2 separate regions of the Homo sapiens genome follow, and region 2 is linked to region 1. Evidence: chromatin contacts called from ENCODE Hi-C data. All regions are on one chromosome and are shown on one strand. Each heading gives the region's core, a stretch centred on a gene start or an enhancer-like site at or near the end of the contact. The rest is flanking DNA. Distances are from core to core; before and after follow the strand shown.

Region 1 (4,574 bases), core at 53-2,552:
AATACAACAGCCACTAAGAAAAGCCCAACTTCTCTTTTGATTAAAAAAAAAAAAAAAAAAAGCCCTCTGTAACCTGACACATTATGCATTATGCTTTCTGTTTTGCCTCTAGAAGGCTTATATCAACATTTGGTGCTCAACTGTGGTAATATCTCAGATTCCCGCTACCATGCTCTTTTTTTTCTTCACTCTTCTGATTTATATGTTATAATATTGTAAGCAACCTCACATATTTTGCATAAATCAGCAGGATGTAAGTTACATATAAATAGAAAAATTCTCAGTCTAGAAAGGGGTTATTAAAGCAGATACAAGCAAAGTGGGTGAAAAAGGGAGAAGAAATACGGAACAGAAACTGAATAGAAAAAAAAAAACAGAACAACACATTCTTTTTAAAAATACCACCTCTTGGCCAAGTGCAGTGGCTGATGCCTATAATCCCAGCACTTTGGTTTGGGAGGCCAACGCGGGTGGATCACTCGAGGTCAGGAGTTTGAAACCAGCCCAGCCAACATGGTGAAACCCCATCTCTACTAAAAATACAAAAATTAGCCCGGCATGGTGGCTTGTATGTGTAGTCCCAGCTACTTGGGAGGCTGAAACAGGAGAATCGCTTGAACCTGGGAAGCAGAGGTTGCAGTGAGCCGAGATCATGCTGCTGCACTCCAGCCTGGGTGACAGAGTGAGACTCAGTCTCAAAAAAACAAAAACAAAAACAAAACCACCTCTTCACTGACAAGAAAAAATATTCACAGAACTCATTTGGTATAATCACCCACAGTGGCAAAGCTACACAACTAAGAAGGGCTTAAACAACCCTAGAGGGTGATATTTCTGTCATTTTTAGAAGTCACAGAGAGTAAGATGTCTTTGGGAAGAACATGGCCTTTCTGGTGAAATTTTGGGCTTATTGCCAGAATTAGAAGTGAAAAACCTAAAAGCATGGTCATAGTTGTTATTTAAAATGCATTCTGAGCTGAAAACCAATAGGAGTGCCTGCCTGAATGCCACCACTGAAACTGCCATTTCACTTTCTCACAGGTTCATTTCTCCACGCACGCTATCCCCCTGGTCAGATAAGATCCCCTTGGTCGGATGAGATGGCCGTTCTGCGTGCCTGGAGGCAGAGAGGTGCCAGCACATACCTTGGATTGTGGGATTATGGCCTGACGCAATGTTTGCAGCCAAACCGTGTTGACACAGCAAGCACTAGACACAAATGCAATGGGGCGGCCTCAATAACTCCAGCAGACCATAAAGTGACACAATTTCCCCCTGGAAGGCCTCTCAGTCAAAGCCCCCGATCCCCGCTGGGCAAGATTCAGCAGGTTTTGGCTCATAGTTTGGAAGAAACACGGGGCCACAAAGGAGGCCCCACCTGCTTAGTTTAGTCACCTCAAGGAGAGTGAGAAAGGAGAGGAAAAGCACAGGAACTCTGCCAATGAAGGGTCCTTTCTTTACTAGGATGCAGCGTTCCTCTTCATCCCCAGTTAAGGATCTCTACAGGCCTGTCTGCTGAGAAGTCTTTCCAGCAGGCCCAAGAAACATGGATTCCAGCAGGATGCTCTCATCCATCCTTCCCACTATCTGGATCTTCATATCCTTAGATAAATTCATGGGAGAAAATAGATATAAATTTTAAAGGTAAATGGTTTTGCCCTGAGATAAAGCATTTCTGTCTGTTCTAATCCCAGAGAGACTGAGGAGTCTGGAGAATCTTTAAAACCCAGTCCTGTTGACTCTCTTCCAAGTAGCCACTCACTCACTTAGAGGCAGGGGACTGGACCAACTGACCTGCTCTAGGACTTCCCCTGGCACTCTGCCAAACTGGAGATGGTAATTCAAAGTGGCAACGTGTGACCAGATTTAGGAGGAAATAAAATCACCTTTCTTTAGAAGGGGTGGGGAAAGCTAATGAAGGAAGTTAATTATACAAGGGTTTTGCAAGAAGTATTTAGAGACCGTTTTCACACCCAACTTGGGCTTTTGCAATTGCTTGCAGTGGATTTAAGCTTAATCCAAACAGTACATAGTTTTAGTTTTTCTTTTGCCTTTTTATAATTCAATCCCCACATTATAAGAATTACCAATTGTACTCTACTTATCACTGCTGAATAGAAGTGGATTTATCTCATTGGAGCTTTGGTACAATCTGCTGTGGAGGAACAATTTTAGTTGCTCTGAATTTATGACTCTGAGAACCATGAAGCTGAGGAGTATTAAAGTGGAGGAGCCTACTGTGCTGTAGATGGAATCAGGAATTCTTGCCTCCGGGTGCTCCACAATTCCCTTCTTTGGGTTGAGATTGCCAGTTTCAAAGTCCTCTGCCATAGCAGCACCTACCTACAGTTATTTCTGTCCTCTCTCCCTGCAGTCCCACCTCAGCTGTCTTTTCAGGTCTGTCCCCATGACCACTTTAACATTAGCTAACATGCACGGGGGCCTAATTTTTGCCAGGTATTCTTCTAAGACTTTTTTCTCTCTTCTTTCACATTCTCTCATTCAATCCCAGACAAGCCTGTGATACGGGCACTATGATCCCAACTTCCCCATTCCACAGTTTTCTTAGCTGTCCAATGGCCAAGAATCTTGTCTGGTGTGACAAAGGGGGATTATCTTTATATACTTCAACCAAAACAGCACACCGCAACAGACAGAATGCAGAAACAGCTGGGGGAATCCAGCTGCCATCTATTAAATAACCAGGCATCAAAGAGATTTGCAAAAATGTAAAACAATGCCATTTGGCTATTTTTTGTTTTGAAAATAGTTATTTTCATTACAAATCACATTTGTGGTAACATGTATGGGCTTATTACTATTTTTTAAATGAACCCGGCAGTATTCTAAATATTTTGCTTTAATTTCTAATATGATACATATCAATAAATATAACCCATATATATATATATAAACTCATTGATCCTTTTTTGTTTGTTTTTTTGAGAAAGATTGTCATTCTGTCACCCAGACTAGAGTGCAGTGACACAAACATGGCTCACCACAGCCTCAAATTACTGGGCTCAATTTCCCACCTCAGCCTCCCAAGTGGTTGGGACTACAGGCGTAAGCTGCCATACCTAGCTAATTTTTAATTTATTTTATTTTATTATTATTATTATTGAGACAGAGTCTCGCTAAGGCTGGTTTCAAACGCCTGGCCTCAAGTGATCCTCCTGCCTTGGCCTCCCAAAGTGCTGGGATTATAGGCGTGAGCCACCATACCCAGTCTATTGATCCTTTTTAAGAGGAGAAAAGGTCCTAAGGCCAAGAACTTTGAGAACTGTTGCAGAGAAGATCATCGCTCTTAGCCCAGGATCTACCACTCATAGTTATGGGATCTTGACAGCTCATCCCGCCTCTTTGGGATGTAGAATGAGGAGACAGGATCAGGTGATGAGGACAACACAGATGAGCACGGAGTGCTTGTTCAGTGCCAGGCACTAGGCTAATCTTCATGTATTTGTTTTTATTTGTTTATTTATTTTTGAGGTAGAATCTCACTCTGTCACCCAGGCTAGAGTGTGGTGGCATGATCACAGCTCACTGCAGCCTCAAACTCTCCAGCTGAAATGATCCTCCCAGCTCACCCTTCCAAGTCACTGGAGCTACAGGCATGCACTACCACACCTGGCTAATTTTTTTATTTTTAGTAAAGACAAGGTCTTGCTAAGTTGTCCAGGCTTGTCTCAAACTCCTGAGCTCAAGCCATCCTGCTGCCTCAGCCTCTCAGAGTGCTGGGAGTACAGGAGTGAAAGAATTGAGTCACACCACGACACACAAAAAACAGGCATCCCAAACTCTACAAGAAGCAACGCACTCCGGGGTCGCATTGCACCTAGCTCTTTATTTTCAGAAAAAGCCCTTCTTTCATTAAATTATGTGAAGTTTGGTGGTTTGGACTTTTTATTTGTGGTTTTATTTCGATTTAATTTCTAAATTTGTTTTGACTTGACAGTTGTATAAGATCTGTAAGTAGGGAATGTATACTGTTTACAATGTGCAAATTGTATTATAATAAAATAATTTAAATCAACTCTGGGGATCTGTGAGAATTGTATTCCTTTCAAAATACTCTATTTACTACTCAAGTTTGAGATAAAATGGTCTAAATATAGGAAAACCAAGAAAAAAGACCATTCTGCCTTCCGTCTTTCAGAAAACATCTAAGGTTTCAGCAATGCCCTACTGGCGCCATCTGGTGGAGACATTTGAACAAGTCCCCTGGCTTGCCAAAGCACTGCCTGGAAAGGAAGTGGATCTCCAGGGCTCTCAAAACGAGGGAGCTGGGCAGATGTTTAATCAGGTGTCTACATTAAGTGTGGGGCTGCAAAGAAGACTCAGCACTGCCTGAGAGGTTGATTTTACACCGTCTCTGGTCTCAAGAGCGAGACCCTGCTTCCTCCCTCTCTCTCAGCTGATCATCTGGCTTCTTGCCTGCACGAGAAAACAAGCTCTAAGGTGACCTGGATCTTGCCTCCCAATGCACCCCATCTACCGCCCACCCACAGCTGTGCTTCCTCCTCTGCCCAGCTCAGCTATACCATCACCATCGCACACAACTATGCTGTAAT
Region 2 (2,916 bases), core at 212-2,711, 3.7 Mb before region 1:
AGGGGAATGATAAATGAAACATTGGCAGCCAATCATTTAAGACTGACAGCTTGCATTTTATGCACATTCAGTTTACCATTTTATGAAGAGGTAAAACCCACATCAACTGGCCAAAGTGTCTTCTGTATGAAAATCAAGCATTGTAAGGTTTTAGATGCCATGCCATCTGTAGCCCACTAAACGCTGGGAAGCAATGAGGACAAATAAAAACTGGAGTTAAATAGATTTAATTATATTTAATGAAGTACAAAAATAACACTTCAGTGACAATGTTTTGGGTGCTTTTCATACAACAAAGTTCTTTTGTTTTTTTTTTTTTTTTTTTTTTTTCAGTAACTTGGCAAAGGTCACAAACTAGTGAGAATGGAAATTTAAACTTAACTCTGCTTCTTTCCACTATAATATACACTAGCCAACTAAATTATACAACCGTATGCCTTGCAATAAACTTCAACCGGCCAATATTTCAACTTCAGACAGAAAAACAAAATTATTAGAGGACGAGTGGACTATACTTTCTGCAACAGAACTCCGTGCACTACACCTGGATACAAACTTAAAAACTGAGAGGCTAATTATTTTACCTATAAAAGAAGAAATTTGGACTATGCGATGAAAATCTTTGTCCCTCAAGATTCTGTGTAGAGGAATTGGTGGACAGCACATCTTTATTTGTGGATGAAGGCCATTGAACATGGCCTATTTTAATTATATGCACTTTTCACTGTCTCCTTTTAATGGTGGGTGTTTCGCATTTTGTTTAATCTTCACAATATTTCATCCCCAGTGTTCAAGGACTTGAAGATATTTCTTCAAGAGTACCCATTTAATCAAACGATCCTTTTTAAAAATACGTCTCCTGATCATGGATCAGGACGCTCCACTTAGAAAAGGCAAAGGGCGGGAGAGCAAAGTAAGATGCAAATGAGGACTCTGGGTGAAAGCAGCTGCCAGCCTGAGGGCTTAGCGCGAGGGAAAGGGAGATGGGTGGAGACGAGAGCCACACCCTGGCTCAACTTTACTCTGGACAGACTTTCAAGGCGTCGGCTTCAATACCTTTAACGATCAAGTAGGCGATGGCGAGGAGGAAGGCGAGAAGAATGGCGAAGAGCAGCGAGCAGAGAATAGAGAGGACCTGGACCGGCCACCGCCGAGGCTGGGCTCTGCTGCCCGCGGCCGCGGGAAAGATACCATTGCGCTTATCGGGCAGAACGGGCGACCCGTTCCCGTCCGGCGGGAGCACCGAGCGCTTTCTGGGCTCTGACCACGCCCCAGCCGAGAACTCCGCCCGCAGGTCGCGGGCCACTTGGTCGCATCCCTCCTCCTCGTCGACTTCGCCTTCACCCCAGCTGTCCCCCTGAGTAAAGGAGGAATACGATGGCCGAGCCACAGGGCCCGGGGTGCCGGGACCGCGGCGCCGCAGAGCCGACCGCCACCCGCTCTCAGCAAACGACATGGCGCGAAACACAACGAAACCCGCGGAGAACGAGCCTCTCCCACCTGCCCCGCCCCGGGTCCGCAACAGCCAATCCGCGGCAGTGGCCGCTACCACCAGGCCTCAGAGCCCAGGGGTAAACCACGGAGAGCAAGGGTGGGCGGCGGGTTGCAAAGGAAGCCGCAGGGCCAAAGGAGAGGCGGAATGCGCTTCGACCAGAGCTCGACCCCAGGGCTGTAGCCGGAAAGGGGAGCAGGAAAGCGCGCAGGGAGAAGCGAGCGGAGGCCGAAGGCTGTCGAGTATCCACTCCCTGCGGGGCTTCGTCCCGGCCGGAGACCTCCGCCACCCCCGCGTCACCAACGGGAGCGCGCGCCCCGACAGCCCCAAAGCCTCATCTTTTCGACGCCGGGTCCTAGCGCCCGCTCGCGCCCTCGGAGACACATTCCCGAACCTATTTGTCTTCTCCCTTCTTCCCCACTACGCTCACACTCTTCTCCAGGTTCCCCCATTAAGGGCACCTCTCTACCTGGCGCTCTCGCGGTTCCTTAACTGCTCACCCCCATCTCCCTTTAGTGTGGTTCTCCCCACCCGTACTACAACTTCCCTCCCGCTACTCGACACGCCTCCTTCCCCAGGCGCGCGCTCTCCACCTGGTGCGTACGGAGATCGAACCCTCTCCTCCGAACCCCTCCTTTCGCCTTCCCCGCCTCCTCCCCTCCGCCTCGAGCACCGCGCGCGCGCATTCGGTCCCAGCCACCGCTAACACTACAGGCTGCTTACCCCCGCCCCCTCCACCCTACCCCTGGCGGCCTCAGGTTTGTGGGGCGTACGTAACTCGGGCGGGGAGGGTGAAGGTGGCAGACCCCCACTGCCCCACCCCCTACGGGGTGAGGCGGTCTAAGCTCGGGAAGCTGGGACACTGTTGTCTTCCCTTCCCCTGGGGAAGTTGGTAGAGTTTTCCCGACGGAGGACTCGGCGCAGAAACTTCCTCCGTCCTCCTCCTCCCCCCCCCCCATGCAGGCGACGCCGAGTGAGGCTGAGGCTGGGGGCGAATCGCCGCAGAGCTGCGTGTCGGCGGCGCATTCTGATTGGACAGCGGGGAAGCCCGTCAGCCTGTTGGCCCCGCTGATCCCGCCCCGTAGCGCAGGGCAGCCTTTAACCTTTAGCCCCAGTGGGCGCCAGCCACTCAGATCGCTTCTTGTTGGTATGTGTAGCGGCAGTGGCCGCCGGCGGAGCAGTCTGAGCCCGACGATGAGGCCGGGGACGGGAGCTGAGCGTGGAGGCCTCATGGTGAGTGAAATGGAGAGCCATCCTCCCTCGCAGGGTCCTGGGGACGGGGAGCGGAGATTGTCCGGCTCAAGCCTCTGCTCCGGCTCTTGGGTCTCTGCTGACGGCTTCCTGAGGAGACGGCCCTCGGTAAGGGATCAGTGGGGCAGGGGGAAGGCGGCACAATGAAAAACGGAGTGAGAAACAGGAAGCTT

Evidence for each region. Hi-C counts contacts between places; a loop is a spot of excess contacts on that map. Pooled maps may share reads with other maps.
Region 2: a loop to region 1 is called in a pooled map, with 9 times the contacts of the local background. The contact joins the promoter of ARL6IP6 here to the enhancer-like site in region 1. A Hi-C loop is called at or near these places in 3 of 37 single-sample maps with no recorded cell type and 3 of 50 pooled maps.

Annotation. Positions count from the first base shown.
Region 1 is chr2:149,017,204-149,021,777 of GRCh38, reverse strand. The region is part of intron 25 of KIF5C (kinesin family member 5C); the gene reads right to left. Among named protein-coding and RNA genes, the nearest start is that of LYPD6B, 19 kb to the left of the region's middle. Within about 2 kb of position 1,302, at least 5 of the 41 ENCODE cell types and tissues checked have a DNase peak (open chromatin) inside an H3K27ac peak, as active enhancers do.
Region 2 is chr2:152,717,165-152,720,080 of GRCh38, reverse strand. ARL6IP6 (ARF like GTPase 6 interacting protein 6) reads right to left here and starts at 1,461. Exons shown (of 4, transcript NM_152522.7): 1 at 1,057-1,461. The coding sequence starts at 1,456. PRPF40A (pre-mRNA processing factor 40A) reads left to right here and starts at 2,620. Exons shown (of 26, transcript NM_001365597.4): 1 at 2,620-2,851. The coding sequence starts at 2,642. RefSeq lists enhancers at 951-1,150, 1,201-1,250, 1,291-1,490, 1,721-1,810, 1,831-1,900 and 2 more and a silencer at 2,121-2,220.